Regions from separate parts of the Mus musculus genome. Here regions 1 and 2 are each linked to region 3. Evidence: chromatin contacts called from ENCODE Hi-C or POLR2A ChIA-PET data. All regions are on one chromosome and are shown on one strand. The core of a region is the stretch at or near the end of the contact, and the rest is flanking DNA. Distances in the headings are between cores, read along the strand shown. Region 1 overlaps Ccdc175 (coiled-coil domain containing 175). Region 2 holds the start of Jkamp (JNK1/MAPK8-associated membrane protein). Region 3 holds the start of Rtn1 (reticulon 1).

What was found. A loop is a pair of places that touch in the nucleus more often than their neighbours do. ChIA-PET counts read pairs that join two places held with the same protein, here RNA polymerase II (POLR2A).
Region 1: a loop to region 3 is called in a map of mature B cell, with 3 times the contacts of the local background. The contact joins the enhancer-like site here to the promoter of Rtn1 in region 3. A Hi-C loop is called at or near these places in 26 of 37 maps with a recorded cell type or tissue (CH12.LX, ES-E14, Patski and 10 more).
Region 2: a loop to region 3 is called in a map of left cerebral cortex, with 2.3 times the contacts of the local background. The contact joins the promoter of Jkamp here to the promoter of Rtn1 in region 3. A Hi-C loop is called at or near these places in 1 of 37 maps with a recorded cell type or tissue (left cerebral cortex). POLR2A ChIA-PET finds 5 or more read pairs at or near these places in 1 of 5 experiments (Patski).

Annotation. Positions count from the first base shown.
Region 1 is chr12:72,102,993-72,106,470 of GRCm38, forward strand. It overlaps Ccdc175 (coiled-coil domain containing 175), which reads right to left. Exons shown (of 21, transcript NM_028687.1): 19 at 2,812-2,995. Among named protein-coding and RNA genes, the nearest start is that of Jkamp, 19 kb to the left of the region's middle. Within about 2 kb of position 1,744, at least 1 of the 3 ENCODE cell types and tissues checked has a DNase peak (open chromatin) inside an H3K27ac peak, as active enhancers do; it is gastrocnemius, where a contact is called at or near this core.
Region 2 is chr12:72,084,477-72,087,814 of GRCm38, forward strand. Jkamp (JNK1/MAPK8-associated membrane protein) reads left to right here and starts at 1,363. Exons shown (of 7, transcript NM_024205.2): 1 at 1,363-1,707. The coding sequence starts at 1,704. It overlaps L3hypdh (L-3-hydroxyproline dehydratase (trans-)), which reads right to left and starts at 837. Exons shown (of 5, transcript NM_026038.2): 1 at 173-837. The coding sequence starts at 680.
Region 3 is chr12:72,406,939-72,410,479 of GRCm38, forward strand. Rtn1 (reticulon 1) reads right to left here and starts at 2,116. Exons shown (of 9, transcript NM_153457.7): 1 at 1,373-2,116. The coding sequence starts at 1,613.

The sequences.
Region 1 (3,478 bases), core at 494-2,993, 300 kb before region 3:
CCTCTGGATCCAGACTGCCTCAGCCTCCTGGGGCAGGGCTCGCACAGTGGGGTTTTCACGATACCCTTTGAATTATTCAACAAATGATTTCACTTTACTCTCTGTAATGTTAATTTTACTGTAACTATAAAATTGAAAGTAGTTATTTTTTCAGAATTAAATGATCAAAAAAATGGGCGTAATAGTATTGAGTCACTTTTCCATCATAAAATGAAAAGGCCACTTTGACCATGCTAAGAATTGGTTTCTCAAAGCATGTTATGATCTACAAAGGTCTTTCTGCAAGGAATGTGTTATTTGATCAATACAAAACACCTGCATGTAACTGAATGCTCAAGGGAGTTGGAATTTTAACTGAACAGATAGTTCTTAAATGCAAATGGATAATCTGTGTGTTTAAAAACAGAACTGCCATATGACTCAGCTATCCCGTTCCATGTCCTAGCACAGAGATGGGCACACATCTGCACGTATCGCTGCTCTAGTCCCAAGAGCAAGGGAGGGACTCAGCCTCAACCTTTATCTGTGGATAGATGATGGATTGTGGGACATGGATACAGTTGAACCTTATTCTGCCATAAAGAGAAAAAGGAAGTGATAAGATTTGTAGGAAAATGAGTGAAAGTGGAAATAGTAGGTGGGGCCACTGGCTTGGGAAATCAAGTGTGACGAGACCTCTTCTGTGCAGATCCCAAGCTTTCAGCTTTTCTAAATGTGCATTCCATGTGGGAGAGGGGATGGAGAGGTGGCAGGAAACTAGAAAGGGGCCCGTAGAAGGCGGAGAGAGAGGCCGCACAGGAGGGAACTGGGAGAAAAACCACATGGGATGTGAAGGAGGAAATGATTGCACCCCATACGGACAGGGTGAGCAGTGGACAAGGCATGGGGGGGGGGGGCGGGTCACGGAGACGGGGAGAGAGGAGCACCTGAGTATTGAGGTTCAGCCAGAACTAGTTATGTGTGGAAACGGCACACAGGAACCTGTTACTGTGAATGGTGATTTAAAAATACAAATAAATATAAGAAAGTATATTTAAATTCATTTTCACTCTGACTTGAAATTAAGGAAGAAATTATGAAACAAAGTTCTTTTAAAAGTTGTCATCGCCTTGTGTGTGTGTGTATGTGCGTGTGTGTGAGTATGTGTGTGTGTATGAGAGTGTGAGTGTGTGTGTATGTGAGTATGTGTGTCCACGTACATGCATGGGGGGGCAGTGAGTATAGCACATGTGTCACAGTGCATACAGAGCTCAGAGGACAACTTGTAGGGTGTATATAGGTCTCAGGTATTGGGCACAGGTGTCTGTCAGGCTCCATGGCTAAGGACCTTTACCCACTGAGCCATCCCTTTGACCCAAAACACTTTTAATAATTTAAAAGTAATCAGTACTGCTACTGTTTGGTTTACGTATACGTGCATTTCTGCTTACAAGACAGAAAAGGTACAAAGTTAATTGACAGTTTTCAGGTGAGTTCTGGCAATCTAGCATTCTGATAACCTCATTCCTCTTTCCAGTTGTACTTGGGGCTCTTGGGCAGCTCCCATCTGCACCTGTCTCTGACAGCTCTGTGTGCTTTCTGCTCCTTTATCTCCAGGAGAAGAGGCCCATTAGGTCTAACCATCTCTTCTCTTGCCCAGGGATTCGCAGTACAGTAATGAAGCTAGCGTAATGGGTGTGAAAGGGCAGGAACTGAAAGATTGTACTGATATACTATGTCCAACAGAGAGCAGCAGAGAGCTGCAGAACTGGAAGCAGTCCAGGGCTTCTAGAGAATTGCAAGCAATTCACAAGTCAGAGACTCCTTGGCTGTAAGGTGGTGGAATAATAATAATAATTCAAGGGTCAAGTGGTACTCGCTTCTCTGGGACAGGGGGAGATTCCAGACACCCAATGAACAGTCAATATGGGTTTGATATTTTATAACCGCCGTTTGTTGTCTTTCTAACTCTACAATCAGGAAAAGTGAGAAAGGCGTGAACAGCAGGAGGACAATCCGGGCCTGGCTTCTGAGTCCACCCACATTCTGTCGCGTGCCCCGGGAGCTGAGAAGGGCAGAGAGCTATGGCAAGCCGGGGGTCTGCCTCCAGAGCTCAGCTCAGCTTCCGGCTCCTCAGAGGCCCCAACTCCTGACTCCTGCTACAGAGACTTTAGTGATGGCAGCGCCAAAACCACTATCTGGCCCTGGTCAGGGGAGGAGCCGCCAAACTCTGGACTGGACTGTGAATCCCATTTGAGCAGGGAGTGTCTCATTCCCTGTGGTATCTTAGAGCTTGATTCAGGACAGGAGGTTAGTAAGTGCTTGTTGATGGTAACATTTTATTGGCTCTAAATAGAATAGCTCACTTTGTCTTTGTTTAGTTTAAATGGTTTATTTTGGTTTTACTTTATGTGTGTGAGTGTTTGCCTGCATGTATGTATGTATGTGCACTACATGTTTTTGTTTTTCAACAGAGAATGTCTGTGAATCGGGTGTGGTGGCCTATATACCCAGCACTCAGGGAGTCTGGGCAGGAAGATTCTGAGTTCCCACCACACTAGACTCCACAGTAAGATTCCTATCTCAAAAACAAAGTCGCTAGTTTCTTTTTTGTAATCATGAGCAAAATTTAGTTCTCTTGAAAATCTTCTCAAGTGAAAGGAAGAAGTGATGAGCTGTTCGGACAAACTCGACCCAAAGTGAGAAGGGTGTTTGGTGGGAGGCCCAGCACCACAGAGCACTGCCCTTTTCCTTCCTCTGATGACCGGTTCCCGAGGACCCCCTTATTTTGATGTCACTAGCTACTAGAAGGCGGCTGAAGTGCTATCTTACCGAGCTTCTGGAGATCCTCTTTACTAAGGCTGGCCGGTGAGTCCTCTTCCATAAGACGACGCAGCCTTTCGAATCCCCCCACGAGCCAGGTGCTGATGGACTCAATTTTCTCATCCCTGTACTGCAGCTTCGCCACCAGAGACTTAATTTCTTGCATAGTGTCTTCTCCGGTGCCCACCAGTTCCTTAAAGGGACAGCATTTGGGGGTGTGCGGATACAAATTACAACGAAATGAATATCATTCTGAGTGGATTGTTTCCAGAGGTGATGCTATGTATGAAAAGTTGTCATTAGTTACACAAAGTAACTTTTAGAGACTAAGAAGAGGCAGGATTCAGAGCCAGCTACCTGACTCCTCTCCTACCTACAGGGAGGAGGGATGGAGAGGCAGAACAGCTGGTAAAATAGAGTGAGCCTAGAGTTCACAGCACAGTCTGAAAACCAGATGTGTTCTATGTGAGCTTGCAAAGACAAAGGAGGAAAGGAAAGAGAGGGAAGATGAAGAAGCAGGGAAGAAGGGTGGAGAGGGGACTGCCCACCCATCACACTGAGAGATACTGCAAGAAGATAGTTTCTGAAAGGATTAAGATCTCATGGTTAAGTTTGGCACAACGGCTATGACGGGACCACCACCCTACCATCCTTCTGCATTTTAACAATTCTGTCC
Region 2 (3,338 bases), core at 113-2,612, 320 kb before region 3:
ACCAAACCTGTAAGGCAAAGACACTGAAGCGTGTTTGCAGTAATTTGGAATTACCTTTTTATTAATCGCAAGGGCAGGCAGGGTGGGTTAGTTGCGCAGATATATTCAGCCACAGAGCAGTGGTTAGATTCGCGGATTGTCTCAACCGGGTCTAGTGAGTCTCACCCTTTACCTGAGGCCAGGACAAAGGCTGGGACGCTGTGGAAGCGCACAGGGCCGCAACTGCGGCCACCTTCACACTCTACGAAGGCGGTCACCAGACCACACGGGCAGTGGATGTTGACCTGAGCCTCCCGGGCGCCTTTTGGGGGAGCGGGCACCAGTCCAAAGTCGAGCGCGAAGCGGCCCAGCGCTAGCACCGCGTGACCGCACATGGAGCTGTAGCCTTCGTTGTGCAAGAACAGGACGCCTAGGTGTGCGTCTGGCAGCTCACTGGGCACCAGGATGGCCCCGTACATGTCCCGGTGGCCGCGGGGCTCGAACACGAGCCGCCGCCGGATGTAGTCGAGGTGTTGACGCATGTAGCGACGCTTGGCCAGCAACGTGGGCCCTGCCACCTCCGGACACCCGGCGTGCACGATGCGCAGAGGCTCGCCGCCTGTGTGCATGTCCACCACCGACAGTGCTGGCGTCCTCGGGTCGTTTGGGGGCAGCCGGGTCACTGCCAGCGCCGCCTCCATTGTCTGCGTCCAGGGACTGCCGCACAGCGCGGTGGTGCTCTCTCCAAGCAGGGAGAAAGCGCCAAACCCAACGGGAGAACGCGCAGAACCGGTGGCAATCTCAGGGCCAAGCCGGCGAGCAGAGATCACCCAGCGACCAGCGTCCGGAATCTTAGACTGGGCGCGCCCGAGCTAGCAGGATTCAGAGTTAGACTCCCAACAGGGGCGAGCCTGGGCGACAGGACAGGGAGCGTGGGCAGGGATTAGAAAACTAGACCCCCCAAATGGGGGCGTGGCTCCAGAGGTTTGAACACACGGAGGGGGCGGGGCTTCGGAACTTGCTCCAGCAGCGGGGCGGGGCTCGGAGGCTGGACTGCTCGGCGGGGGCGGGGCCTCGGAGACTAGACACGCGGCAGGGGCAGGGCCTAGAAAAGGAGCCAATAAAATAGGGGCGGGGCTCCAGAGACTACTCTGCGGAGGCGGTGCCTAGAAAACTAGCCCGCACGATGGGGGCGGTCCTCGGAGACCTCAATGCAGGGTAGGAGCGAGGCCTCGGCGACTTGAATGCACGGGGTGGGCGGAGCTACGAGCTTCGTCTAGGAAACGGGGGCGGGACCTCAGGGCCCCTTCAAAGAGACACTGGAGGCGGTGGAGACCAGTTCAAGTTGGAGGCAGGGCGGGGACGAGACCTGAGTCTGGACCCGGAAAAGGTGGAGCCTCTGAGCTCAAACCCGGAAGCGAGAGAGAGAGAGAGAGAGAGAGAGAGAGAGAGAGAGAGAGAGAGAGAGGCTTCCAAGCCTAGATTAGGAAACTAGGTTTCTGGGAATCCTAGGCCTGGAAGTCCGCCGCGTGCACCCCCGACACCCCTAGCGGGGGAAGCGGTGGTGGGGCGGGACTCGGAGCCGAATGTAGCAGGGGCGGGGTTCCAGCGTGCTTGCCAGGCTAGCGGGAGGCGGAGCGGCTGAGAGCGCTGTGGCCCGGATGTTCGGGCGCTGCGTTCGGACCCGCTGATCCCCGGCTTCTCAGGGGAACCTAGTGTGGCCAATGGGTAAGTGGTCGATTAGGCTGCGGGCGTGTCTCTGTCCTTTTTTCCTATTGCTTTTCCTCGCATTGTCTTGGGCTCGCCATCGGGCCGACAGCTCTGCTGCAGCGAGCAGCCTGGCCCTTGGCTGCGCTGAGCCCAGGCACTGACTTCTCCCGGGGTTGGGATGGTCTGCTCCAGAATGGCTGGAGAAGAGCGCTTGTGCAGAATTAAAGGCTGAGTCTTTGTTGTGCTCTTCCTGTGTCCCTTCCTTCAGTCCCTTTGTTCTTGTCCAGGAAAGCATTCCTGGTGGTTGACTTCAGAATTAGAAGCAGAGTTAGAACAGGACAAGGAAGCAGAACCTAATTGCCACGAGACTTGCTTTTTCAACCTCAAATGTAATAGTTGTTTTTCAAGACAGGGTTTGTCCTTGTAGCCTTAGTCGACCTGGAACTTGCTCTGTAGACCAGGCTAACCTCGAACGCAGAGTTCCACCTGCCTCCGCCTCCATAGTGCTGGGTTGAAAGGCGTGCACTATTACACTGGACATCAAATGTAAATACATTAAGCCCTTCACAAAGGGTCTTAGACTGCTGCAGAAAAAAACAAGGACAACATTTTAGCTATAGCTCACCAATGGCTATGAAAGGTTGTACAGATTCTTCTCGTTAGGTAAATGAGCTTTGGTTTGTTGGCCTTGGTTTTGAGATCTTTTAGACGCAAAGCCCATGGAGAAGGGACTTCCTTCTCATTACAGTTCAGTTGTGTTTAAAAAAGGTGTTAAGGATTGGCTGGAGAGATGGCTCAGTGATTAAGAGCACTTGCTGCTTTTCGTGGGGTTTGATCCCCAGAACCTCCACAGCGGCTCAGGACCCTTAGTAACTGCAGTTCAGTGGCTCCTATATCCCTTTCTGACTTTCTCCTCTTTTGGCCTCTGCGGGAACTTGGCTGGTACATGGTGCACAGACATAAATGCAGGCAAAACACAAATACACATGAAAACACAATACTATAATAATAAAAGTTTGTTTTTAAGATTATAAAATAAAGAAGAATTTTTTTAAAAAAAAGATGTCAGATACTTGGTAAAGTGAAAATATCAAACATGAGACATTTCAGACTTTTTTCTGTTTTCCCTCGGCAACATAAGTCCCCCCAAAAAACAACAACAACAACAACAAAAAAAACAAAAACAAAAAACAAAACTGTTCTCCAGGAATTTGAAAGGAGAAAGGGCCTTGTAACCAGAGTCTCCACATGAAAAGTTTGAGGAAATTATTGTTCAGCAATAATAACACGTGTAAATTCACACGTAGGCCAGCATTGTTTTGGATTCATTTCATAGCAAATGGCAGATTCTTACAGAAGCCAGCCTCACTGCCATCGTCCTCTGAGTACCTTTGTGGCTTTGAGCAGCACTTTCCATAATTGGTGTAGAGGATCAGGTGTCACTGATACAGAGGAGTAATTTCTCTTCGATGAAGTCTTAGATAATTTGGAGATCCTCGGGTTTTTGTCTTAAAAGAGCTGTTTTTAATTCCCCTCATCCCTTTAAGAAATTGATTGCAAGAAATTGATTGTTCTCAAGTAATTGCTCAGAAGCTCAGTGCCAGCACTGATGGGATCTACCCTTGTCAAAAATCATAAAAACTGGGCTA
Region 3 (3,541 bases), core at 866-3,365:
TCCCTTCCTCCCTCCCCCTCCATGCCCCAACCTCTTCTTTCCCCTCCCCCTCCTGCCCTGCCCTTCCTTCTTTCACTTGCTTCTCTTTTTATTTCTTGGTCCCCACTTTCTCTTCCCATTATTCAACACATTCTCCAAATCTCCTTTCCTGGCTTAAATCATGTTTGTTCTAGAGCAGAGTTTAGACAACCCGAGGCACTCCATATAACCCTCGAGAGGGGGTGGCTTAAGAAAGGGGTTTCCCTAAATCAGCTGCCAGGAACACATACGCCAGTCCCACCCTCGTCGCCTCCTCCAGGAACACCCACTCCCCAGGCCTCACACTACATTACCCAAACTACACAACTCCCACTCCAGCACAGCAGAGCCTCTCTCTCAGACAACAGCACAACACACCACCCCCTACAGTATTCCTTCTGAAAACAGCGATAACCAGGTAGCCGCCCCTCCCCCGCGGCGCCTGTCTCTAGCTTCCAACAGTCAGGACAAGCCATGGCCCTAGGGTTGATTCCACCAGGCAAGGATTTGGAGCGAAGGGCAAGTCAGGGGGAAAGAGAGGCCCAATCACTGACAATTTTTCAAAACGCAAAGATGAGTTCAGACTGCTGGGTAAACTGAGGCTGGACCACTGGCCACAGTCCCAGCATTCCAATCTGCAGCTGCTAAGACCTTCACATTTTAGGGGGTTCAAGTTTCAATACTCTGATAGATTCAGAAAAGAGCGGCTAGGAAATAAAGAAAGAAGGCTACAACTTCCAACCTTCCCAACAATGCTGTCCCTCCGGAATTCAGCTTGGGACTCATGGGGGTTTGTTTTCTGCGCGGGAGAAAGAGCTGAGCTGGAGGAAAACTGGAAAGGAGTAGGGTGTGGTGATTCCTTGAGGGAAGAGAAAGGGAAAATAAAGTCTCTGCGGTACTCCGGTGCCCTAAACCCAGCGGGAGGGTCCTGAGGCGGTGGGCCCGCCCGCTGATAGGCAGTCGTCTATCTCTGCTGTGGAGCTCGCTGAGCGCAAACACGCCCCAGAAAAACATCACAACCTGTCACTCCCCGCCCTGCTGCCCTGAGACCCCTGACAAGAAGAGAAAACTTGTTCCGGGGCGCAACAGAAGCCAGGCTTGCCAACGAGGACAATGTCTAAGGCTGAAAAAAGAGTAAAAATGAAATTACTGGACCAACAGCCTTCTTCCTCCTAGCCGCTGGCAGCACCCTGCTGTTTTCCACCAGTCCGCTAATATTTACAGTCGCCAGGAGCGAACCCCTACCTCCAGGTAGACAGGCCAGGAAGACGCAGAGAAAAGCTGTGGACTAGGGGACCCACAAGAAACACGGTCCCGGCCTCCATTTGCGGGGTCGCGGTGCGGGCCGGCTTACCTGTGGATGCAGTTTCCATGGCGACGGGAGGCGACCGGGCGGGGCCGGAGCACAGTTCCCGCGACGACGTTACCCCAGCTCCAGCGCCCGACCCCCAGGCGGGCTCCCCATCCTGCTGCGCTGGCCTGGCCCCCATCACCGCCGTCGCTTCGTCTTCCCCATCCCCCCGGCCCCCGAACCACTGGGACCCGGGGCTACCCAGAGACAGCGGCTCATCTTGCAGATCCGGCGGTGCGGCCATGGCTGGCTGTGCCCCAGGCTGGGCTACTGTGGCTTGGCAAGGCCGGGGTGCGCTGGCTAGGGACGCGGACGCTCCCTGCTGCTGTCCCTACCGGGACTCCGGACTCCAGAAGGCTGCAGAGTCTCCGCGCCACCGTCGCTGCTTTTGCTGCAACTCGGGCCGAGCCGCGGCTGCTGTTCTGGGCGCTTCGGCTCCTCCTTCTCCCCCTCCTCTTCCTCCGGGGCCCCGGGGCGGCTGCCGCCCGCGCTCCTCCCCTGCTCCAGAGGCAGCTTGCTGTGCCTGCGCTGCTTCGCTACTCCCAAGCCTGTTATTACGCAGGTGAAAATGGCCTGCTTGGTCCGAGTCCTCCCTAATGCACGTCAGCCCCGGGCCTGTTAATGGCAGCCTCTGATTAGGGGATGTGCCAAACCCACTTGTTTTACCCTTTATCTGGGGAAGAATACACAGAGAGGACCAGCAGGTACTGGCTGCAGCTTGACTAGACAAGAAGTTAAAACCAGACTGGAGTCCTAGGACTCTAGGATAGAAAGCGAATCTCAGAACAACCGTTCTGAGGGTTAGCTGCATAAAGGACACTGGCCTGAGCCTTGACCTGGTGATCTGCAACCTGGAGGTTAAATCCTTCATCCTGAAGTTTCCAGAACCGGCCCAAACAAACAAACAAAAACAATAACAAAACAGTATAGGAATGGGCCCTCAGATGGAACTCCACAAAAATGCTTTCCAGACCTGTCCCAAGTAGCATTGAAAGCAAACAGGATGCTACCAGGCATTAAACAACAACAACGACGACGACAGCAACAGCAACAACAAATGGCTGTGCCATATAAATGACAGGCCGTGTTGGGCAGTCTGTTTTGAGAAGTGGAAATCCACAGGAACTTCTTGCTCCCCCTCCCCACCCCTTTTCTGTGCTCTCTGATACTTAATGAACAGTAAAGGCGACTCACCTACATGTGCTATTCCCATATTTAGACCTATTTAGACCTATCTTTTCAAACAAGCCGTCTTACCGGTTCCTGAACTGTAAAATGGTGTGTGCCTTTCCTTTAAGTCTTGGCTCAAGTCTAACATCAGAGTAGATGAGTACAGTTATCGGTTAGTCCTACTCAAAAAAAGTGGAAGGCAACTGTGCCCTTGCATGCAGAGTGGTTGTGTAGGGTTCTCAGCTACCATTTGCATACCAGGAGCATCACAACTATCTGTAAATTCAAAGGCCAGAGTCATCAACATCTGGGACTCCTAAAAATGATGAAAATAGAAAATTTTTTATTCACTGTAATCTTTTGTTCTACTAGTACAACAATGCTCAAAAGATAGCAATAAATTGGAGGAAAATGTGTGTAATCTTACAGTCACCAAAATTTTACAGATTGATGTATTAAAAATTAATTCCTGAGTCCAGAGAGACAGCTTAGTATTTAAGAGTGATTGCTGCTTTTCCGGGGGACCAGACCTGACAGCTCACACTTGCCTGTAACTCCAATACACACACACACACACAAACCACTACACCTTTGAAAAAATTGGTTTCTATGAAATATGTTCATTATCTTCATAGTGACAATGGCATCACAGTTGTATGCATGGGACAAAAATCAAGTTGTCATGTGTATGTGTGCAATTCAATGTGTACCAGTTATTCTAATAAAGCTATAAAAATTATCTCCCTCTGTAATAACAAATTCTTGGTTATCCTGAATCATTATAGCTTTTTTTAACATAAGATAATAGGCACCTTGTTTAGAATGCCATAATGTATCAAGAATGCCAGGGAGGAACTTTCTTACAGTTTCATTATTAATATGCCAAGAACACTGGAAGCACATGGCTATTAAGGAATACTGAATTTGAGGCACTATGATAAAGAGAACATATAATTTGTTTCTCTGAAAAACACTAAAGAATAGAATCACTGGAAAACCTGA